Linked DNA regions of Homo sapiens: region 1 is linked to region 2. A link is an interaction called in ENCODE POLR2A ChIA-PET data of the cell type or tissue named here. Cell type or tissue: IMR-90. All regions are shown on one strand. Each heading gives the region's core, and the rest is flanking DNA. Links, peaks and the distances in the headings are about the cores only.

What was found. ChIA-PET counts read pairs that join two places held together with the same protein. Peaks named below come from ENCODE experiments on the same cell type or tissue, not always from the same donor. Only the 100,000 strongest peaks of a DNase experiment are listed, where the experiment ranks them.
Region 1: POLR2A ChIA-PET joins it to region 2 with 10 read pairs; 2 of 35 experiments call an interaction of 5 or more read pairs at or near these places.

What each region holds. Positions count from the first base shown.
Region 1 is chrX:9,895,216-9,907,697 of GRCh38, reverse strand. It overlaps SHROOM2 (shroom family member 2), which reads right to left. Exons shown (of 10, transcript NM_001649.4): 4 at 11,000-12,482; 5 at 9,408-9,508. Among named protein-coding and RNA genes, the nearest start is that of CLDN34, 66 kb to the left of the region's middle. In IMR-90, for the core only: no CTCF peak of the experiment used is centred there; DNase peaks (open chromatin) are centred at 7,977 and 9,737; H3K4me3 peaks cover 529 bases; H3K27ac peaks cover 2,989 bases.
Region 2 is chrX:9,994,362-10,006,843 of GRCh38, reverse strand. No RefSeq gene overlaps it. Among named protein-coding and RNA genes, the nearest start is that of WWC3, 15 kb to the left of the region's middle. RefSeq lists an enhancer at 8,949-9,328. In IMR-90, for the core only: no CTCF peak of the experiment used is centred there; DNase peaks (open chromatin) are centred at 2,773 and 3,073; H3K27ac peaks cover 201 bases.

The sequences.
Region 1 (12,482 bases), core at 3,188-11,187, 100 kb after region 2:
CTGTTGAGTCATCAATATCTGCTTCCCTAGAACTCGAAACCAGTGAGTCTAGGGGTGCTTTATCATATTCTTCCAAGTAGAGAAGAAAGTTGCTCTGCTCCCCCAGGAACTTGTTTCCAAGTGACCCTGACCTAGACCCCTCAACCCTTTACCATCTGACACCACCCGATTTGGGTGAGCTGCTTGAGAGTGTCGCACAAACCATGAAACCCAAACTCTGCAGATGATTCCGGAAGTGATCTGAGGAAGGATGGGATGCAGGTGTGTGGGATTTGCTTAGGAGAAGGGGAGCCGGGAGGGTGCTCTGGTGCATACAGTGGGCAAACACAGAGTGGAGAGCGGCACGGCAGTGTGGAGACTTTCTATTCAGAGACACAGCCTGTGTTACACCGGCTCCAGTTCTGCTCAGGGAGCCACAGGTAAAACTACCTGTGCCTGGTAAACAGGAGGCAGGGCTGACTCACAGAAAGAAACAAATGACTTGAAGGAAGGGACCAGGCGAGTTCTGCAGAGGACATCCACATACCTGACTCAGAGGTTTCCTTGTCTTGCTTCCTGCTTTAGGGCAGGGCAGGAAGGAATGTGGAGAAGCGAAAGGCCCCTGTGGCTGCTGGGTCCGGTGGGACAGTAGGGATGCTGCCCGCCTCCCCCCTGCCCCAACGCCAGGGGGACCAGCAAGGGCTGGAATCTAGCCAGAGTCCTCTTAGCAGGCCTGCAGGGAGGGCAACCTGGTCACCGTGTGGCTGCTTTTGCGCTATCACGGCAGAGCTGAGTGGTCGCAGCAGGGACACTATGTTCCTCTGAGCCAAACATATTTATCATCTCATCTTCCGCAAACTTTGTCAATCTCTGAACTACAGCTGCTTAATGCACAGACCCATTTTATTTATTTATTTATTTTAATTTTTTTTGAGACAGTTTCACTCTTGTTGCCCAGGCTGGAGTGCAATGGCACGATCTCGGCTCACTGCAACCTCCGCCTCCCAGGTTCAAGCGATTCTCCTGCCTCAGCCTCCTGAGTAGCTGGGATTACAGGTGACTGCCACCACACCTGGCTAATATTTTAGTAGAGACGGGGTTTCACCATGTTGGCCAGGCTGGTCTCAAACTCCTGACCTCAGGTGATCCACCCGCCTTGGCTTCCCAGAGTGCTGGGATTACAGGCGTGAGCCACCACGCCCTGCCTGACAGACCCATTTTAAATTAAAAAAAGTTTTCTTATGGATTCCCAGTGTTGAGATTTTTTTTTAAAGACTGAGATAAAATATATCATAAAATGTGCCCTTTGAAACAGCGCAGTTCAGTAGTTTTTAGTATATCACAGCAGTCACCATCACCACTATCAGATTCTAGAGGATTTTCATTACTCCAGAAAGAAACCCCACGCCCATGAACAGTCTCTCCCTCACTTCTCCCCTCTTAACCCCTGGCAGCCACTAATCTACTTTCTATCTACGGATGTGCCTATTCTGGACATTTTATATAAATGGCATCATACAATATGTGATTTTTATTTTTTTTTATTAGACTGCTAAATGTCTCTATATAAAATCTGTTTCCTTATTTTAATGGTTCTTAGGCTATAAAACACAAAACAAAATTTGCAAGTTATATGCAAGCAAAACTGTAAAGCTGATGTCAGGTCTATATGACAGGTGATGTGGCTTTGCTGAGCATAAACCATGATGCTCGCGGCCCAGGGCACTGCAGTGCCGCTGCTTCTTGGCCCAGCTATCAAAGTTTCCTGGGTGCCACAGAAGGACTCATCTCAGCCATCACTTTTGTTTCGACTAACAGGGCACAGAGCTCTGCTGGCACGGTACCCTGATGTTCTTCCTGTCCCTCATCCATGGGGAGCACATCATTTACAGGGGAGTCCTGAACTTACTCTTTACTTCCACCAAGGGAAACTGTGTCAGCACTGTGGTCAATGAGACTCCCACACACACATACACAGCCATGGTCTTGCACACCATCCACAACACTTGATTTAGATTCTAAGAGCTAGTATGGAAACGAACACACAAAAATTTAAACTGGCAAAGAGGACAGACATGTTCCCAAGGATGTGCTCCAAGTGCCACGTGCGAGAAAGCCCAAAGCAGAAATACATCACTGGCTCCCGCGCCGTCACCGCCCACGCGTCAGTCCTCCCTCGCCCTCCGGCCTTCTGGACTCTCCTGGCGTTGGAGGCGGTGGTGAGCTGTGTGGTATGCAGGGGCCTGAAGCGGGTTGCTCAGCTGGCCCGGTGGGATGCAGACCTGACACGTGCTGCTAGCTCTGGCGGCCTCCTCTAGGAATTCTTTGGGTTTGTGCAGATTTAAAAGACACAAAACTTGTGGGAATATTTGAATGCATTTTCTATTTATATTGAGAAGGAGGTGACTCAGAACTATTTCCTTTTTTATTTCAAATGTGTGGGCCTTCAGAAAACAGATGAGCTAAATCGATTTCTGAGACTAACTGCAAGGACCTAACTGCCACATAAGACACTGAATCTATGGGACTCTTAAGTCAAACTTTAAAAATGAACACATTGGCTGGGTGTGGTGTGGTGGCTCACCCTTGTAATCCCAGCACTCTGAGAGGCTGAGGCAAGAGGATCACTTGAGGCCAGGAGTTTGAGGCCACCCTGAGCAACATGGCAAGGCCTTCTCTACAAAAACTTTTTTTGTTTTTTTAATTAGCTAGGTGTGCTGGCGCATGCCTGTGATCCCAGCTACTCGGGAGGATCACTTGAGCTTGGAGGTTGAGGCTGCAGTGAGCCATGATTGTGCCACTGCACTCCAGCCTGGGTGACAGAGCAAGACCCTTTGAATGAATCAATCGGTTATCAATCTGTACAGCCTTCTGGGTGGATGTCTGTGTCACCTCAGCCCAATCTGGGTGGAGGACTGGACTAGGACACAGCCAAGAGGAATGGAGGCTGGAAGAAGCTAAAGGGGAGAATGGACATCTATGTTTCCAGGTAGCTCTCTGGAGAAAGGTGAAAGCCCCAAAGGATCCCGTAACATGCGAACGCAGCCAAGGTCGGCCCAGAGGCTGAGAGCTTTGAAGAACGCAGCCAGCTGACAAGAAAGGAGGCCAGAGGAGAGGCAGAGCAGAGCGGGGCTGCCACGTCAGCACGTGCTACGGGAGTCTCTCCCCCAAGAGAGGCCGCTGGGGGCTCCAGGGATGGGGCTGCTGGGAAACAAAGGGGCAGCTTTCCACAGGGCTGGATTCTTCTGGAAAGGCAAGTCTCAGGCCACAGCCTAGGAGTCACATGAGGGATCAAGGATCCTGTGCGAGTACAGCTACGTATGTTGGCACCCAACCATGGGGCAGCAACTGTTGTATTTTTTGTAGAGATAGAGTATTGCTAGGTTGCCCCAGCTGGTCTCGAACTCCTGGACTCAAGTGATCCTCCTGCCTCAGACTCCCAAAGTGCTGGGATTAGAGACACGTGCCACTGTGCCCTGCTCAATGACACAAATTCTGTTTGTAGAAGACTGCTTACCTGCCCCATCTAGAACTGAGATGCCTGAGTTAAATTTTCCTCTGCATTTCCCTCTGGCTTCCCTCAGCTCTGGCATCTTGGGGCATTGGTCACTTTCACCCTCCTTTTGCACACTTCTCCCTCCACACGAGGGCTTTGTGGATCTGCCTCCCTGCTCCCGCTTCTCCTCCTTAGCCGAAATCCTGTAACCATAAACTATCACCTGAAAGCTATTCCTTCTAAATAATCTAGAATCACGCGACCAAACCAAAAAGTAAACAAACGGGTGGCCGCCTGTCTCGGTCCTGGGTTTCTTAAAGTCCCCATGGGTATAAATGTAAGGGGAAATTGTAGTTGCAAAGTAAGGCATAAAAACAAGGCCAGGTGTGGTGGCTCACACCTGTAATCTCAGCACTTTGGGAGGCTGAGATGGGTGGATCGCTTGAGCCCAGGAGTTCAAGACCAGCTTGGGCAACACGGTGAGACCTCATCTTTACAAAAAAAATACAAACATTAGCTGGCATGGTGGTGTGCACCTATAGTCCCAGCTACTCCAGAGGCTGAGGTGGGAGGATCACGTGAGCCCAGGAGGTGGAGGCTGCAGTGAGCAGAGGTCGCACTACTGCACTCCAGCCTGGGTGACAGGGCGAGACCCTGTCTCAAAAAACAACATCAAAAAAAGACATAAAGGGAAGTCCGCTAGACCCATGCCGCAGGCTCTCTCCTACAGCTACCGTTTATCCCTTCTGGGGTGAGGGTGTTACATCCGCAAGTACTCCCTGCACAAGAACCTTTCTGCTCAGCATGCAGTACTACACTGTACAAAGCTATGCAGAATGCTGGGCTCTGCCCTGACAAAATTCCAAGATCAAGTTTCACCTTTTTATCCTGACCCGATCCAGCACAGTCTATTCATAATTACCTAGCACAGCAGCTCAGAATGGAAAGCTTCAATTGCCCTGAGCTAATTGAAGGCCAGGGAAAGCAAACATCTGCCCTAAAGTGACAAATGAGGGGGAGAGCTTGGATGATAAATCTCTGTTACTTATTCTGAAATCTACATGAAGGAGCTTGTTTTGTAAATGAAAAATTGGTCTTCACATGAATCTCTGTACACCAAGTCACCTCTCAGGGAAAACATCCAGGAAGATGACCCTCAGGTTCATTTAGCTTGTTTATACATATTATATGAAAGCAAATTTTTCCCTAAAGAGCTCTATTTCGTATGCATTCAATTTTGCAGCTGGTATTGGGATTTAGGATATACTCTCTTTCTTTGCCTCCCCTCCCATCTGTCCCAACAAAATACAAGCCTGAGGTCAGTGCCAGCTCATCAGTGCTTGGCAGTGGCTCCTGCAGGCGGGGGCGGAAGTGGCTGCAAGAAGGCACAGAAGGAAGACACTGCCAGCACCCACAGCTCCAGGGGGCCGCCCCCAGATCTCATTTCAGTGCCAGTCTCTGGAGCCACCCAGAACACAGTCCTCACCCAAGGCCTCTCGAAATTGAGGAGCAACGAACAAATGTGGTACCTCTAAACTTTCCTACAAGGTCTAAAATCTCATACCCAAAACAAATCTGTGCTACCAAATTTATTTTGAGATGTTTATGTCTTCTTGATTCCAAATGCCATGCTAGTGCAGAAGGATAAATAAAGGCCATTTCACTTACTAGTGTGTAAACTAAAATTCTAAATAAAATTTTAGGACACACAATGTACCAATATGGAAAGATTATTCACCACAATCAAGAAAGACTAACTCAAGGAAGGTCAGCCTGGTATTTATCCATTCAGCCACCAATCCATCTGTTTATACATCCACCTACCCATCCTTCTATCTTCCCATTCACTCATCCATCCACCTTCCCATGCCTCCATCCATCCATGCACCCATGTATCCATCCATCCACTTGCCCTCCCCTCTATCCATCCATCTATCCACCCACTCACCCTCCCTTTCATCCATCCATCTACTTATCCATCCATCCTCCCACCCACCCACTTACTTTTCCATTCGTCCATCCAACCACTTACCCTCCCATCCATCCATCCATACACCTCTGCATCCATCCACACACCCATCTATCCATCCATCCACTTACTCTTCCATTCATCCATCTATCCATCCATGCATCCCTACATCTCATCCATGTATCCATCCATGCATCCATCCATCCATCTATCCACTTACCCTTCCATCCATCCAACTATTCATCCACCCACCCTCCCCACCCTCCAACTATCTACCTGAGGACTGGTCCATCCATCTGTCTACTCAACCACCCATCTGTCCATCCACCAGTCCCTCCATCCATCCAACCATTTATTGAGCATGTAATCTGTGCAGGAATTATGTCAGGTACGGGGTACTGAGAAATGAAAAAGTAAAATCCCATCTTCCAGGAGCCAACGGTCCAGCCCAGCAGACAGCAAGGAATAGTGAAGGTGTACAAATACATCCGTGATGTGAGTTTAAGAGTCACTGTCCCCCTGCCAAACCATCCCAGTTTGAAGAGGTTAGCACATTCATGGGGCAGTGGATGTCCACTTTCAAGGTAAACTCTTAAAGATGGATTGACTGAACCAGAAGGTGTGCAGAGCTGTCAGCCTTCAGTTGCATGGTGCCAAGGAACCCTCCAGACAGGTTTCTCAAAAAGCCCTCCAGTCAGGTTTTGCCAAATGCCCCTCTTCTGTGCCACCCACAGGGTGACAGCTCCCTCTTCCCTTCATCTTAAAGGCTTTCACATCTGTCATGAACGTAAAGCCTGATCAGCTCAAGGGTAGGATGACACTTCCTGAGAGAGCTGACAGCAGGTAGAAGTGGTTACTATAAAGGTAGAATGGAGAAGCAGGGACATTTCTCCCAGTGTTAGGGACTGAACTGTGCCCCACAAAATCAATGTGCTGAAGCCATAACTCTTAGTATCTCAGAATGTGACTGTATTGGAAGACAGGGCCTTAGAAGAAGTAATTAAGGTAAAATTAGGTAATTAGGGCCATTGGGGAGGGCTCTGATCCAATAGGACTGGGGTCCTTATAAGAAGAAATGATACAAAAATGCGCAGAGGGACGACCTTGTGAGGACACAGGGAGAAGACGGCATCTACAAGCCTAGGAGAGAGGCCCCAGGAGGAACCAGCCCTGCTCACACCTTGCTCTGGAACTTCCAGCCTCTAGGACTGTGGGAGAATCCACTTCTGTTGTTTGAGTCCCCCAGTCTTGGGGAGTTTGTTATGGCCACACTAGGAAACAGACCCAGCATTCAAGGGGCCCCAAGTCAGCAGGAGAGAGCATTTCCCCAAAGCAGGCTCCAGCTGGCTATGATGCCTGAGCTTGTGGGTCTGAGGTGAAGCCTCTGATGGCAGTGGGGGTGGGGGCTGGGGTGCGGTGGGCTGTTCAGGACAGAAGAGCTGGAGGGAAGCAAACGTGCTGGGTCTGCTCCCTCAGGTTCAGTTCTATTTTAGCTCAAACGCCACCTGTTTCTCCCATAACCCAGCCAGAAGTCACTTTGCTCTATCTCCTCTGAGCTTCTGAAACATCATGTAACTTAAAAAAAAAGTATCATCACTTCAATCTGCCCTACTTGTCTTTATATTAACAGGATCTTGAACTTCACAAAAAATGTTATCTCTATTTGGTTCACATGAGCAACAACAACAAAAAACAATTCCGATCTCAACATTCTTTTGTTATCCAAACAGAATACAATACATACTTTTTGCTACGCATCGATTATCAGAGCAGCACTTCATATGATTTACACAGACATGTTTACGTTATTTGAAACTTATGCAAAACACTGGGTATCTTCAAACCTTTGTATTCTAGATTTTCTTTTTGGTGGGCAAAGAACAATCCCTTGCCTGAACTTTGACTTCTATTATTCTCCATTGAAATTTTTCAAGTGTATTCTTTCTTGCTGGTCCTTCAGAAATTAAAGAGTCTCTGAAAAAAGTTGAAAACAACTTTTCAACCTACATATTCTCGAATTTCATCGCGCCTCACCACTCAAAAAAAAAACCGCACCCAACAATTCTGAAAATTGCTGGGTTGGTAGCTCAAAAGCAGAGAGTTTCTGGAACTAATTTCTTTGGAGTGGTTATGCAGTCTGCTGGGAGACATGGCCTTGATGAATGAAGCAGGGGGCCCCGCTTCCTCTCGACCCTTTCAGTATCGACAGTGCCATTCACTCACTCACACACAGCCTGCACGTGACAGCTGTTCAGGGCGACCCCCTCCATGCACAGCAGAGCTATACACTCTCACCAGCACGGGTGCCCTCTGCACAGATGATACACTGGTGGCATCGGGCAAAGCAAGGCCCGCATGTGCAGAGCCCATCGAGCACTGCCCACGATGCACTGCACGGCCAGCCTCAACGGCCTGGGAGCTGGCTTGGAAAACAGACTGCAGCTGGTGCTCGGCACGTGACCTACTTGGAATCCACAGTCATAAAGCTCTAATTGTGCTTCTCAGACACAGCTAAATTCTGTAGGTGGATTATTCGTCGGCCTTTCTGACCCACGCATTCTTGGTTTCAGCCTCAGAGTCTGTTAAGTAACTGCAGAGACTTCCTACACAAGCACACACACAATATCAATCCTGTCGTTGCAGAGTCACATAAATATTTGATCCCCTTGTAGAAGGATAACAGCTCTGTTTAAGGCCAAATGAAATAAAACCCCATTACATGAGGCTCTTGAAAGCAAACTTTTAAATTGGTAATTTCTGCAACAGAACCTTGAGTTTTGAGGTCAGTGTTTAATGTGAATGTCATGGCAATCACACAACATTCTCAAGGCGACAGAAAAATCCACACCCGGGGACCCTGTCGTGCATTTACTCCCATCCCTCCATCCGCCTTTTTGAAACAAGATTGCACCACATCTTCTGTAGAGACGCACACTCTCTGCCTGCCCTCCTCGTGTGATGAAGGGGAAGATTATACTATTTTTTTTTTTTTGAGACAGGGTCTCGCTCTGTTGCCCAGGCTGGAGTGCAGTGGCGCAATCCCCATTCACTGCAACATCCACTTCCCAGGTTCAAGCGATTCTCGTGCTTGAACGAGTAGCTCAGCCTCCAGGGTAGCTGGGACTACAGGCATCTGCCACCACACCTGGCTAATTTTTTTTTTTCTATTTTTAGTAGAGATGGGATCTCACCATGTTGCCCAGGCTGGTCTTGAACTCCTGGGCTCAAGCGATTCACCTGCCTCAGCCTCCCAAAGTGCTGGGAATACAGGTGTGAACCACCACACCCAGCACAGATTATACTATGTATTTAATCTAACCCTGTCCTTGTCTCAACTAAGCGGCTACGGCGCACATTCTGGAATTATGGCACAAAACGCTCTAATCTCCTGCTGCTGCCACAGTTCCTGCAGATGCTTGAAGCCTCTCTTTGGGAGGTGACTAACTCGATTTCTATTTTAAAGCTCAAAATTAACTCATTAACTAGGTCCAATTTAGGAAGGCCTGCCCTGTTCCTTTCTTACTAACAATCCTTAGAGGCAACTCTGATTTCCAGGCCGCGGCTAGGCACACAGCTGTGTGCTAGATAGCTAAAGCTGCCCTTCCATAAGGCGCTCTGTGCAAAGCGTGCAGCTCCAGTATGTTCAACTGGACTTCTCATTATGTCTCCATAAGCAGTCTCACCGTGCGGAAAACACAGTAGCCATTTTAAGAACCAAAAAATGTCACCGCCGTGTAAGAAGGCCTCCCCGCCCTGGGATGTGTCTCCAGGCAGGGCTGCAGGGTGCACAGGCTCTGCCCAGACCTCCAGTACGTCAGGGATGCTAGAAATCACGCCGGATTTCAGCCGCTTTGGGTTTGGCAAAAGCCAGACATCTAGCCATGTTAACCAAGCACCCACCCATCGTACAGAAGCCCACCCTCAGACGCCTCTTCAGTAACTCTGAATCCAAATTTCACCCACCTCGGCGTGGACTGTCCCTCCTCGGCCCGGACTGCGGAGGGAAGCTCTTCTCTGGGCTCGCCGGGGTCCCCTGCCTGCCTTCGCAGTTCGACAGAAGCTTCCTGCAAAGGGCAACATAATGAGACACCAAGTCCTCAAGCTGCCTTCCTCAGGACATCTGTGATTATGAAAGCCCTCATTTGTGGGTTTGCCTTGCCAGGGCAGTTCTACAAAGCATTTCATTGAGATGACTGAAATAAGACCCCACGTCCACTTCTGTTCTGGGCAGGAAACAACTCCTACGTGAAGCCTGTAAAACCGTGTGGCACAATTGGCCAAAAGAAATAAAATAAAATACAGCTGGTCACAAATTACAGCGGTGAAGCCTCAAGCTCTAGTACTCGTCAGAGCCTGGGATTCTTTGCTCCTGACAGAGCAAGCATGGAATTCTCAGAGGTCATGCTGAATAGCCACAAGCCAGGGTATCCAACAGTGGAAATAAACACTCACAGCATCTGTGTGGATTTTCAGGGCTGGGACGCCACAGAGCAAACCAGCAGCCTTCTTTCCATGCACTTATTAGGTATCTTGTATTAAATTACTAGTGGTTCTTTTTTTTTTTTTTTTTTTTGAGACAGGGTCTTGCTCTTTTGCCCAGGCTGGAGTATAGTGGTGAGAACACAGTTCGCCACAACCTGAACCTCCTTGGGCACCGCCACACCTGTCTTAAGTTTTTTTTTTCTTTTTTTTTTTTTTGTAGAGATAAGGTCTTGCTTTGTTGCCCAGACTGGTCTGGAACTCCTGGCCTCAAGTGATCATCCTTCCTCGGTCTTCCAAAGTACTAGAACTGCAAATGCACCACCGCACCCACCCTGGATTCTTTTAAAAAGAAACTGCATCTATCATTGTGGAACATTTTTTTCTTTGAGATGTGCAAGTGCAGATGTAATAGGGAGAAAAAGCTTTCAAAGGGGGTAGGTGCAAGAGAGAAAGAGACTGTTCACTTTGAAGCAGGGCTAAGAAATATGCAGTTTTCTAGAAAGCTGGACATTAACTCTCACCATCAAAACTCTCACCTTAATAAAGTGCAATCACTTAATGTGTTTTAAATACATTTTGTCCCAGAGCAATCCTTGAAAATACTTGCAAATAAAAAACAGAATACTAAAAAAACCCAAATACTATAAATATTAAAGGTCATCCATCAGTGTTTGAAAAGTGGCTACTGTATGTCATTTTAAGCTTTTACATAAACCACACATTTCCATGTCAGAGGCGTTAGTTATCATTTTCCATAGTTTCTCCCTCCAAGTTCTTTGCTGAGTATGAAGGTAGGAGCAAGCTACTTAAGGGGAAACTCAGTTAAAGCCAGAGATTATGGCAACGAGAACGAGAATGAAAAATGTGGGTTTTCGGGAATATGGCAGTTTAAATTGCCTTGAAGGTGTCAACTTTGTCCCCAAATACCTCTAACAGAGGACACTAGGAGATCTGGAAAAGGTAAATGCTCGCACAGCTGGAGCTGAGTAGCCCTGGCGTCAGCCACTGCATTCTGGGTGTGTCCTGTCCTTGGGTTAAGATGATGGTCAAGGGGGCTGTGGCTCCATGCTTACCTGCTTGTAGTGGTCTGTGGACGGTGAAGACCGGGACCTCCCATGAACGTGCTGCGGCCTCTCCTGTGGGTCCAGGCTCACATCCAGGATGTCATCCGCTGAGTGGCAGCGCCCAGAGCTCCTGGCCTCCAGAGGTTTCCTCTGTTCCTTCCAAGAGGCCTGATACTCTGCAAAGGTGCCGAGCCTCCGCGGCAGGTCTGAAGTCCCTGCCTTCTCCGCTGCGCTGTGAGCGTTGAGGCTGTCCCCAAGGGAGGTGGTGCGCGACCAGGGCTCCGTGCCCTCACATGTGCGGCCCGCTGTCCGCGGCCTCTCTGGCTTGTCTCTCGGGATTCCGTGAAGAGCTTGCTTCTGGGCAGGCCTCTGGGGAACAGGTTTGCTCGTTTCCTCAAAAAACTTCCACCTGTCAGCAAACGTGCCCACAGTATCCTCAGATGTCCTGGGGTGCTGGTGAGGACTGTAGCCCCTCGTGAGGCCCACCTCGTTCATCTTCTCAGGTTCCGAGTAGGACTTCAATTTCTGCTCAGCTGTGAACCGTCTCCGGCCTCCGATGCGGGGCGGGTGGGGCCCGCCACTTGTAGATGAGGGTGGCTGGGCCAGGCCTGCCTCCCAGAAGTGGGGGACAGTGTCTGGATCCCCCATCCGGTGTTCCAGTGACTCCGGGTATAGGTCTCCTGGGTTGGGGTCCAAGTCGCGGCGCTTGAAGGACGTGGCCCTCAGGACCCGGGCTTGGGCCTCTTTCAGGTGGTCTTTATAGGTGCCAGCGAGGGGTCCTTCCTGGGTGCCACCTCCCAACCCGGCCCTCCAGCGGCCGGTGCCATCCTCCGCCTCCCCTGCTGCAGTCAGAGCCACTGTGCTCCGGCTCTTCTGCAGCTTGGCTCTATGCATCTGGATCTCATTCCGCAGGGTGGTGGCAAAGCGGTCGCTTCTTCGGGTGGGCTTGCCCACGTGGGCGTCGAACGGTGGCGGTCTGGTGGCGCTGTCCTCTGGACTGCTCTCAGGCCGGCGCTTCCCCTCCTGGGTCAGGGAGTGCAACAGGGGCGTCTCCTGCGGGCAGATCCTGCTGCTCTCCCCATCTGCCCACGTGATGCTGGCTGCCAGCCTCTGGCTGGCTTTTTCTGCACGGCTGGCCCTGGGAGGCTCCTGGGCTCCCGCGGAGCAGCCCTCGGCCCCTTTGTCCAGCGGGTAACACCGTCCTGTCTCGCGGGCATCCGGAGGACCCTCAGGCTGAGGTAGGTGATGGCGTGGGCTCTGGCCCACCGTGGGTGGGGGAAGACTCTCGAGGGCTCCAAGGGCTGTGTCAGAAGGCCAGCATCCCGCCCAGAGCTGTGCTGCTTGCAGGTCTCCCTGCACACAGGGCCGGGGACCCTGCCAGCCGCTCCCCAGCTTCTGGTCACAGCTGCTGAGCCCCCTCACCTGAGGAGGGCTGTCGTTCTGGAAGCTGGCAGCCCCTGGCTCCTGCCCAAGGCTGTCAGCACAGAGGGGG
Region 2 (12,482 bases), core at 2,358-10,357:
AGGTTTAAGCCATCAGTTTGTGGTCCTTTGTTACAGTGGCGCTAGGAAACTAACATGCCTGGAACCTTGCCCCCAGGCTCCTGCTGCTGCTTCAGTAGGGAACAGAGTCTATAGAACTCTGTTCACAGGGTCCCAATCAGTGCTGGGAAATCACAGGAAACAGAAGCCTGCCATGAAAGCCCCCAGAGATCCCACCAAACCCAGGAGCCCCAGGCATGACATGCTGGACCTCTCAAGTACATGCCGTAAACTGTAGCAGCCATATCCAGTGTAGACCAGAGGCAAACCACAAATGCCCACATTGGCCATGAGTTGCCCAAAGTTCAGATTTACCTTGGATCCCTGGCTATCCAACTTGCAGATGAGCAAAGTGGCTCTTTATAGAAGCATTCCAGATAATCCTAAAGGAGTGATGAAATTAGAGTTAGAATGAACAAATAGAACTTACAAGGGTTGACTAGATCTCAGCTTTGAGCATTACTGGCTGCTAACATCACAAAAAAGAAAGATGGCTAGACCCACTCTATGGTACTTTATTATAGACAGAACAGACTAAGACACCAGGATTTCTCACAGTAGCACGTCATGTCTCTCTTTTTTTTTTTTTTTGACAGAGTTTTTGCTCTGTTACCCGGGCTGGAATGCAATGGCGCAATCTCGGCTCACTGCAAACTCCGCCTCCTGGGTTCAAGCGATTCTCCCACCTCAGCCTCCCAAGTAGCTGGGATTATAGGCACCCGCCACCACGCCCAGCTAATTTTTGTAGTTTTAGTAGAGACGGGGTTTCACCATGTTGGCCAGGCTGGTCTCAAACTCCTGACCTCAGGTGATCTGCCCTCCTCGGCCTCCAAAAGTGCTGGGATTACAGGCATGAGCCAATAACCCCTACTGAATTTGTATTTGTGCTTACTTGTTAATATCTCTTCTCCCCTACTCGACTAGAACAGTGGTTCTCAACGAGGTGATTTTGCCCCCCAGAGACATTTGGCAATATCTGAGATATTTTTGATTGTCAAGACTATGGAGAGGGAAGAGGCGGTGCTGCTGGCATCTAGTGGGTAGAGGACACTGATTATAGGCTGCTAAACCTCATTCAAGGCACTGGACAACAAAGACTTACCAGCCTAAAACGTCAATAGCACCAAGGCTGAGAAATCCTGGGCAAGAAGCAACAGGAGGAAAAGAGCCATGTTTCATTCTCCACTGTCTATCTGCAAAGAGCAGGTAATCCAGATATATTTCTTAAATGAATAAAGGATTATCTTGTTAATCGCTAACATCACACCTTCTTGTCAATAAATGACCTCAAAATCGGTGACCACGGCTCAGACAAGGCCATTTTTTGAGGTATCCAAAATTGAATATTATTTGGAGTATTCATAAAAAGATATCTTCCTGCTGTCATCACAAAAAGAGAGACACCAGACATGCTGTGCCTTTAGGGAAGAAAACACCACCACCTACAAGAAAATCCTTCCCCAAAACCCAAATCTGATTAAAGCCTCTAGAAAGATTCCACAGATTCCAAAGGCCTTCATTAGCAAATAGAAAGGACATTTATCTATCTATCTTAGGATTCCTTTAAGCGCAAAGGTCTTTAGAGCTGGAGGGAAAAATACACATCTTAAGAACCAGATAAATACAAAATCTCAAGTGATCTATGCTGTCAGCCTACAAATGTCCAGGTGTATGTAGAAGAATCAATAACGTGTGTGACTTAAAACTAAGGGTTAGGAGCCTCGAGAGCAACTCCCGTAAATTATGTCATCAGGGACATAGCAATTATGAGTAGGGTTCAAGTACCCCATTAGGGTCATTGACAAGAATTTAGTCAGGGTGCAGCCCAAATCTTGGGTGTGTATACCGGCTCAGTCACTAGGATGGTAACGGTCAGCTGTAAGAGGGTGAATCTTTCAGCTCCAGGAGGATTTAGGGAAAGTACAGCAACTCTTAAGAGAATCAAAACTGTAGGATTCATATTCGGAATGCAGAAAGAATCTGTGCGTATTTGATGTTCCATGTATTCATAAAGTTTAAAAGAATTTCTAAGCTTTGGAAATCACTGTAAAATGTATAATTGAGTAATCTTGTGATCTTAGTTGAAAACTATTTTTTTTCTTGTCACTGACTGGAGGCTCATGAAAACTAAATTATATACAGTGTTGGAACATTCTAAGAGAACTTAAGTTTCACCATGTCAATTTAATTCATTAAATTTAAAAGAGTTATTTGTAAACTTGGGAATGTATTTGTTTATTGAGACAACTGAAGCAATTAAGAAGGGAATTGAGTGTAGTCTGTTACAAGTTTTAAATATATTTTAAAATGCATGAAGGTGTTTAAATTTGTAAATAGGGTCAAGTATTTTCCAAAGGCCTCTTAAAAGTGGTTGCTATTATTTGCTGGACTTAAAATAGAATTTAAAAAGAAAAGAGAATAATAAGATTTCTAGACTGAACTTAGAAGGTTAAAGGAAAACTAGGCATTAGAACTCGTAACTCAAATAAATTGACTGTGAAATTTGTAAACCTGAATAAATCCCTTTTTGTGCACACACAACACTCTTGAAGGCTATGATCAACACTTCCGAAAGGTCATACAATGTCCAGATGAATGTGCTCGTGTAAAAAAATTACAAACTTATCTTTGCAATCCTATGTCAATAATGGCAAACCATATTGAAATACCATATTATTTACCAGATAAATTCCACCCTAACTCAGAAAGCTTACTCACCTCTCCAGAGTCTGCTTGAAGCTGATAAGATCTGATATGATGCAAGTTGCCTTCCTGCTAAGGGGCTTGTGTTTTCGTTTTTGCACAATCTCAATCTAACTTTCTGCCCTTGTTTTACATTCTCTCCCATTTATAGATTTGTGTGTGTGTGTCTGTGTATTTGTGTGTGATTTGGTTGTCATCTCAATAAGCTATTTCATCACTAACCAACTGATTTATGCTCCTTATAAAGGATCAGTTTAACTCTGTCACTTTAGCTAGAAGTGTTGATAGAAGGTCCTAATAATGCTGTTTGCAGCCATATGTGCTTTGGAAGTTACCGAGCTCTGACCGGGTGAATTCCACTGTGGTCTGATTGTGGCCAACAACAAAATGAGTCAACCATTCTCTGTGGTCCACAGAGCAGCACCATCAGCATCCTCATTAAAAATGGGGATTCTCGGCCGGGCGCAGTGGCTCACATCTGTAATCCCAGCACTTTGGGAGGCCGAGGCAGGCGGATCACGAGGTCAAGAGATCGAGACCATCCTGGCCAACATGGTGAAACCCTGTCTCTACTAAAAATACAAAAATTAGCTGGGCATGGTGGCACGCACCTGTAGTCCCAGCTACTTAGGAGGCTGAGGCAGGAGAATCGCTTGAACCTGGGATGCAGAGGTTGCAGTGAGCCAAGATCGTGTCACTGCACTCCAGCCTGGCGGCAAAGCGAGACTCAGTCTCAAAAAAAAAAAAAAAAAAAAAATGCGGGGAGTATTCTCAGGCCACACCCTGGACCTACAAAATCAGAATCTGCTCTTTAACAAGCTCCTCAGAATCAGAACCTGCTCTTTAACAAGCTCCTCAGGTGATTCCCATGCACATTAAGTTGAAGAAGCATTGATGAAGAAGGGGAGAAATGGGTGGGGCTAATAAAAAGAAGCATCAATCTAGACAAAAGTTCAGGTAACAGTAATCACTGTTTCAGTGATGTGTTGCTTGAGTTTTATGCTCAACAGAGTGCACAGTAGCATTTATTTATTTTTATTTTATTCTATTTTTGAGATGGGGTCTTGTTCTGTCACCTAGGCTGGAGTGCAGTGGCACAAACATGGCTCACTGCAGCCTCAACCTCCTGGGATGAAGCTGTCATCTCACCTCAGCCTCCCATGTAGCTGGGATCACAGGCACGTGCCATCATGCCTGGCTAATTTTTTGTAGAGACAGGATCTCACTTTGTCATCCAAGCTGGTTTTGAACTCCTGGGCTCAAGCAGTCCTCCCACTTCGGCCTCCCACAGTTTTTGGATTACAGGTGTAAGCCACTATACTCAGCCTTATTTTATGTGTGTGCGCATGTGTGTGTGTGTGTATGTTTTTGAAACGGAGTCTCGCTCTGTCGCCCAGGCTGAAGTGCAGTGGCATGATCTTGGCTCACTACAACCTCCACCTCCCGGGTTCAAGCAATTCTCTGCCTCAGCCTCCTGAGTAGCTGGGATTACAGGCACCCACCACCACACCTGGTTAATTTTTTGGATTTTTTTTAGTAGAGACGGGGTTTCACATCTTGGCAAGGCTGGTCTTGAACTCCTGACCTCATGACCCTCCTGCCTCAGCCTCCCAAAGTGCTGGGATTATAGGCATGAGCCACCGTGCCCACCTGCCCACCTGCCTGCCTTCCTTCCTTCCTTCCTCCCTCTCTCTTTTCTTTTCACCTTTGTTTGTTTGTTTTGTTTTGTTTTGAGGTGGAGTCTCGCTCTGTCGCCCAGGCTGGAGTGCAGTGGCGCAATCTTGGCTCACTGCAAGCTCCACCTCCCAGGTTCACACCATTCTCCTACCTCAGCCTCCCGAGTAGCTGGGACTACAGGCGCCCGCCACCACGCCCGGCTTTTTTTTTTTTTTTTTTTTTTTTTTTTTTGTATTTTTTAGTAGAGACGGGGTTTCACCGTGTTAGCCAGAATGGTCTTGATCTCCTGACCTCGTGATCTGCCCGCCTCGGCCTCCCAAAGTGCTGGGATTACAGGCGTGAGCCACCGTGTCCCGCCTCTCTCTGTCTTTTTTGAGACAGCATCTCACTATTTATGGTTGCCCAGGCTGGCCATAAACTCCTGGACTCAAGTGATTCTCCCACCTCAGCCTCCTGAGTAGCTGGGACTACAGGCGCATGCCACTGTGCCCAACTCTTGATTTTTTTCTAACTAGTTATAAACATAAAAATATTGTTTTCACACTATGCTTTTTTTCACAGTATTTTTTAAATCTAACTAAATGGTGATTTTTTTTTTAAAGGTTCCAAATGTTGGCAAGGGCACCGGAAAGCAGGAATTCCAGGGAATGTGAAGTGGTGCGTTTTTGAGGGCTGGCAATGGGGCCTCACATATATATCAAACACCTTACAAATGTTCGTACTCTTTGACCATTCCTAGGCATTTATCCAAGGAAAATAACCAGAGATGTGCATAAACATTAATGGGCAAGGATATTCATCATAGCATTATTTATAGTATTGAAAAATTGGAAACAGACTCCAACTTGCAGTTCTGGCAACTGGGCAGATTGGGTAATACATCCCCTACCCTCCATATTTCTCCAAACACATAGGCATGCTGTATAAAATAGAATACCAATATCAAATACGCAGACAAGCTAGGAAGAAAAATCCCTTTCCTCAGTCAGAAGGGGGTTGTATCCCTACTTAGACACTCACTGTTAAGGGCTGAGGTTTTCATTCCAGCACGAAAGTAAAAGACATGATGTTGACCCCATAAGACAGGAAGCTAGGCGGAACTGAGACTCCTGCATAAAGCTGGGACATGGACTGACCACCTCCTTCATGAAAGGGAGGAGTAGGCAAACTTCTCATCCTCCCAGGGAAGTAGCAAGGAAGCTTTTTTTTGGAGATGGAGTCTTGCTGTGTCACCCAGGCTGGAGTGCACTGGCGCCATCTTGGCTCACTGCAACCTCCGCCTCCCCAGTTCAAGCAATTCTCCTGCCTCAGCCTCCCGAGTATCTGGGATTACAGGCACCCGTCACCACGCCCGGCTAATTTTTGTATTTTTAGTAGAGACGACGTTTCACCACATTGGCCAGGCTGGTCTCGAACTCCTGACCTCTGGTGATCCGCCCTCCTCAGCCTCCCAAAGTGCTGGGATTACAGGTGTGAGCCACCGTGCCTGGCCAAGGAAGCTTGTTTCTTGTAGATACTCCAAGGGAGGGAATGGAAAACAATCTTAGAAGAAAACAGAATCTCAAGTCCATGCATGGAGTTGTGGAGTGTGAATGCACACCATCCTTGTGGCATGGAAATTCCAGACGAGAAATTAGTGGAAAAACGGGCCCCAGTCCAGTCCCTGGAGTATCTGGCAGAAACAAACGTAATCTACTTGAGAATTAGTAGCCTGAGAAATTAAGATAATAAAACTTAAATACTAAAACTTGGTTGTAGTAACCAGTTATTTTAAATTCTTTTGGAGTTGATGAGACATGAATTCTCAGAGTAGATAAACAAAAACAAATCCACACCTGTACGTGTCATATTAAAACTTCAAAACACAAAAGTTAAGAGAAAAATTTAACAAGAAGAGAGGGAAAAGAATCACCTACAAAGGAAAATGAAGTCATTTGATAATAAGAATCGCACCAGTAACAAAAGAAGCAGGAATGCAACGAATAATATCTTCCACCAGCTGAAAGAAAACACCTGATAATTTAAAACTCTATAACCAGATAAACTAATGTTTAAGAACTTAAGAAACAGGCCGGGTGCAGTGGCTCCAGTCAAGTGTAATCCCAGGACTTTGGGAGGCTGAGGCAGGCAGATCACTTGAGGTCAGGAGTTCAAGACTAGCTAGGACAACATGGCAAAACCCCATCTCTACTAAAAGTACAAAAATTAGCCGGGCATGATGACAGGCGCCTGTAATCCCAGCTACTCAGGAGGCTGAGGCAGGAGAATCACTTGAACCCGGGAGGTTGAGGTTGCAGTGAGCCGAGATTGCACCACTGTACTCCAGCCTGGGTGACAAAGCAAGACTCTGTCTCAAAAAAAAAAAAAAAAAAAAAAAAGAACTTAATAAATAGGCAAAATCTATATTTAAAAACAACAACAACAACTTAAGGCACTACTAGAAGACTCAAAGGAAGTCTTGACCAGAGGGAAGAGCTTGAATAGGAAATCACCAAATTAATCTACTAATTTTATAAAATCCCAAATAGTATAACAATATATTTTTACCAATAGATAAGCTATCTTAAAAATGGAAAACACAGTGAAAGAGTCAGAAAACATTGCAAAAAAGAAGACTAAGTGGAAAAGGCAGGACTTGGTCTGTTTGATACTGAAAGACACTGTAAAGCTGGCATAATTGAAAAAGTGCATTACTGAAGCATTAGTAAGCAGATAGGCTAATGAAGAAGGGAACTGAAATGAGTACACAGCATAAGAAATTAGCACATGATAAAGTGGGGGTGCGAATGTGTGGGGAAAATGGCACGATTCAATCAATAACATTGACCTGGCTGGGTGTGGTGGCTCACGCCTGTAATCCCAGCACTTTGGGAGGCCGAGGCGGGCAGATCATGAGGTCAAGAGATCGAGACCATCCTGGCCAACATGGTGAAACCCCATCTCTACTAAAAATACAAAAATTAGTGGGCATGGTGGTAGGTGCCTGTAATCCCAGCTACTTGGGAGGCTGAGGCAGGACAGTTGCTTGAACCCGGGAGGCAGAGGTTACAGTGAGCCGAGATCGCGCCACTGCACTCCAGCCTGGGCGACAAAGCCAGACTCTGTCTCAAAAAAAAAAAAAAAAACAAAACAAAAACAAAAACCATTGAGCAACTCTGCTGCAGCCACCTGGAGAAAATCTGTGCTGAATTCTCTGGCAGGGACTGGTATCCATCGTCACTGGAATCCATTCTCCCCTTCTTGCAGGACACATGGATACATTTGGTGGCCCCATTTGTGGTTGGGGGTGGCTATAATGTTAAAGTTGTCCATGGAGTGTGGGTAGAAGTAAGAGGTGTGGATTCTGGCCCAGGACTTAAGACATCCTAGAGGTGTGTGTCCTTCATGCTCTCTTTCCTCTTGCCACTTGCTGCTACCCACAGATGGAGGCAGCCCACCATCAAGCTAGAGACAAGGACAACATCCTAGGGGGTGGACCGGAAACAAGAGGAAACCTGAATCCCCAAATGACTCTTTGGAACCAAGTCACCCAGTGATCTCGAGTGTCTACCTCGGTCACTTGGTGAGATTTGTAGTTTAAGTCACTGAATTATTATTATTATTGTTATTTTTTGAGATGGAGTCTCACTCTGTCACCCAGGCTGGAGTGCAGTGGTGTGATCTCGGCTCACTGCAACTTCCACCTCCCAGGTTCAAGCGATTCTCCTGCCTCCGCCTCCCGAGTAGCTGGGATTACAGGCATGTGCCACGATGCGCGGCTAATTTTTGTATTTTTAGTAGGGACAGGGTTTCACCATGTTGGCCGGGCTGGCCTCGAATCCCTGACCTCAGGTGATCCACCTGCCTCGGCCTCCTGAAGTGCCAGGATTACAGGTGTGAGCCACCACACCCGGCCAAGTCACTGAATTTTATGAATCTCCTTTCTAAAACAGACTAGCTTTTACTCTGTCTCATACAGATCCCAAACTCACATCTCAACTAAATAAACTCTAGATGGATCAAAATCTAAATGCAAGCAAACAAAGTAAGTATGGGGGATTTTGGTGTTTTTTTTTGTTTCCTTTTGTTTTGTTTTATTCGAGACAGGGTCTTGCTCTGTTGCACAGGCTGGAGTACAGTAGTGTGATCATGGTTCACTGCAGCCTCAATCTCCCAGTCTAGACCAATCCTCCTGCATCAGCCTCCATAGTAGCTGGGACTACAGATGTGCGCCACCATGCCCAGCTAATTTTCTTATCTTTTGTACAGACGGAGTGTTGCTATGTTGCCCAGTCTGGTCTCAAACTCCTGGGCTCAAGCCATCTTCCCACCTCAGCCTCCCAAAGTGCTGGGATTGCGGGCGTGAGCCACTATGCCCCGTTATGTGGGGAAATTACTATACAATTTTTAAATTAGAAACAAATTTTATGTTTATATCTTACTTGTACAACTTGATGATTTGATATATGTGTACATTGTGAAATAATTCCCACAATCAAGCTAATTAAATATCTACCCCGTCCCATAGTTATGTTTTTTTCTTTGTGGTGAGAACACTTAGGATCTACCCTGTTAGCAAATTTCAAGTACACAGTGCAATATTGTCACCTATAGTCACTGTGCAATACATGACATCTCTGGAATGTATTCATCTGGTGAAACTGAAAGTTTGCACCCCTTGACGCACGTCTCTCCATTTTGCCCTCCCCCAGTCCCTGGAAACCCCCGTTCTCTTTGGCATCATGGAAACGCTGGCCTCATAACACAGCCCAGAGCTGGCTGCCTGCCTCCACTGCAGTGTGGCTCCTGTTAGCACAGTTCACTTCACCTTCTGCGCATTCCTATGAAGTCAGACACTGCGAAAGGGCTGAGATTGTCCCCTCTTGCCAGGGAACGAGGTAGCCTGTGCTGGTTCCATGCACACATCTGACCAAAGATCGCAGGGCTCGGTTCAGAGACACAGACTGTGTGTTCTTCACAGCAGAAAGCAGTAGCTCTGCAAGCTCCTGGGTTGGTCCCCACCATCCCGATTCCCATGGGCCACGCAGAGGGCCAGGTGCTCGCCTGCAGCTGTGCAGGTTGCGCCGCAGGAGGGGAGCCCTGAATTGGGAGCTGGAGCTTTCCTTGAGGTGACTTCATGACCTGCCGTCCTCCCCTCCATAGACATGACCTGGAATGTCACTCGCTGCCCAGGGGCTGAGGGAAAAGCTCTCTTGGGCTGTAACGCTGGAAGGTAAGCCCTTATCTCCTGGGAGGGGACAGAGAAGGCTTTAGGATGTGGGAATGCCTCTGCAGAGGGAGACGATCTCTATCTTTACTAGATGCTATCTGTAGCTCCCAAGACTGGTGGCTCTCCAATCAGCACTGACCAGAGCTTCTCAGGGCCCTTTGCTCCCAGCAACCAGACTCTGTGGGAATGCTGAGACATCTAGGGAGAATGGTCACCCAACACTTTTGTTTGCCATTTCAGGCCTGGGGTGCTGAGATGTCGCCCACTGTTGCCAGCCATTCGTACTGAAACAGCCCTCGTTGGTTGCCCCCAACCTGCTCCTGCTTTTAGAAATATAGTCGTCCATCTCTCTGTATCCACAGGGTGGTGGGAGATGGGTTCCTGGATGCCCCACAGATCCCCAAATCCAAGGATGCTCAAGTCCATGATATGAAATGGTGTAATATTTGCATATAAGCTAGGCACATCCCCTGTACACTTTAAATCATCTCTAGATTATGTATACTATTTAATACAATGTAGATGCTATGTAAATAGTTGTTGTACTGTATCGTTTGGGGAATAATGACAAGAAAAGGTCCGTGTATGTTCAGCACAGATGCAACCGTCTGAGGTCTAACTACACAGTACACATCAGCCACAGTGGAACATTGTGGACCGCAGGAGGGTGAGGCAGGAGGCAGGGGGATTGCTTGAGGCCAGGAGTTCAAGACCAGCTTGGGCAACATGGTGAGACCTCATCAACAGCACCACCACCACCGCCACCACCACAACAACAACAAACCAATGAAACATTTTTTGGAACTTTTGTTTGAATTTTTTCAATCCCTGGTTGATTGAATCTGGGGATATGGAATCGGTGGATAGGGAGGGCCCCACACAGCCCCTTTGTTAAACTCACCTTAAATTACTCAGTTTGCACGTGCCACGTGCTTGCTGTAGAGATCCTCTCCGGATTAAGAATATATTTTTAAAAACTACAAATCAATGGGAAAAAGACAAACCTAACGGGATGAGAAGCAAAGGCTCTGGGTAGGAAATTCACAAAGACAAAACCTTGCTAGCCAATAAGCATAAAAAGATGCTTGACCTCAGAGAGGCCAAAGCCGAGTCTCATACCCCACAGTAGTGGCGAGAATGTGAGGAAATGGGATCTCATTCGCTACTGGCAGAACTGAAATCCGAGGCATTATGGAATGCGATTTGGCAGTATCCTGGAAACTGCAGAGGCTCAGCCATTCCTCCGCTAGGAGTGCCAAACGCCGCACGTCTCCATTCAATCCTGCTCTCCGCGCGCCCCCTGGTGGCACTAGTCCGCACCTGCCCCATCCCAAGCGCATTGATTCCCAATGATTGGAAACAACCAAGTGTTTGTCAATAGGAGAATGTGTTAGTAAAGTATATTATATTTATAAATTATATAGTAGGACAGCAAAAATCAGCTAGGTCTAAGTCAACATAGGTAAATCTCTAAATCATAATGTTAAGTGAATAAAGGATATGCTCTTGTGAGTATGTGTGAAACTTTAAAACTCAGAACAATACTGTATTGTTTAGGAAACATTCTTTTGTAGTTAAAGTCTGTGATCAGGGATAGGGAGGATAAACACAACCTTCAGATTAGAGGTTACATGTGGGATGGAAGGATAGGAATCAACTGGATAGAGGAACCATTCAACTCTACCTGTAAACTATTGTTTCTTAAAAATGTCTGAAGCAAAGATGGCAACAAATTAACACATATTAAAATGGAATAGTGATTCACTGGGTGGCTGTAATATTCTCATATATATATATATATATATATACATATATATATATATATATATGTAGAGAGAGAGAGATGGAGTCTCGCTCTGTCGCTAGGCTGGAGTGCAATGGCGCAATCTCGGCTCACTGCAACCTCCAACTCCCTGGTTCAAGCAATTCTCCTGCCTCAGCCTCCTTAGTAGCTGGGATTACAGGCACGCGCCACCACAGCCAGCTAATTTTTTTTTTTTTTAGTAGAGACAGGGTTTCACCATGTTGGCCAGGATGGTCTCGATCTCCTGACCTTGTGATCCGCCCACCTCGGCCTCCCAAAGTGTTGGGATTACAGGCGTGAGCCACCACGCCCAGCCGACAACACTTTTTTAAAAAAATTTGTCCCCCTCCATACAATTGGTTTTTAAATTTTTTTTATTTTTGTGGGTATATAGGCACCTAGCCTCTTCTCTGTATATTTTATATATGGGAAATCTTTTATAATTTAAGGACAGTTAAAACAGCCTAAATGACTAATTTAAATCAGTGCAACAAGTCACAGTGCATCAACAGGATGGAATACAGTGCACCTTTTAGAAATCACCATATCAAAGAATTTAGGGATACTGGGAAAACGCTCAAGATACATTCAATGTGAAAGGATAGATTAGAAAACAATTGTTAAGTGAAATAAGCCAGGTACAGAAAGACAGACTTTGAATGTTCTCACTTATTTGTGGGAGATAAAAATCAAAACAATTGAACTCATGGTCACAGAGAGTAGAAGGATGGTTACCAGAGCCTGGCAAGGGTAGTGGGTGGGGAGTGGGATGGTTAACGGGTACAAAACTATAATTATTAATAGAATGAATAAGATCCAGTATTCGATAGCACAACAGGGTGACTACAGTCAACAATAATGTATTGTAGGTTAAAAATAACTAAAAGAGGCCGAGCGCGGTGGCTCACACCTGTAATCCCAGCACTTTGGGAGGCCGAGGAGGGTGGATCATGAGGTCAGGAGTTTGAGACCAGCCTGGCCAATATGGTGAAACCCCATCTCTACTAAAAATATAAAAATTAGCTGGTTGTGGTGGTGTGCGCCTGTAGTCCCAGCTGCTCGGGAGACTGA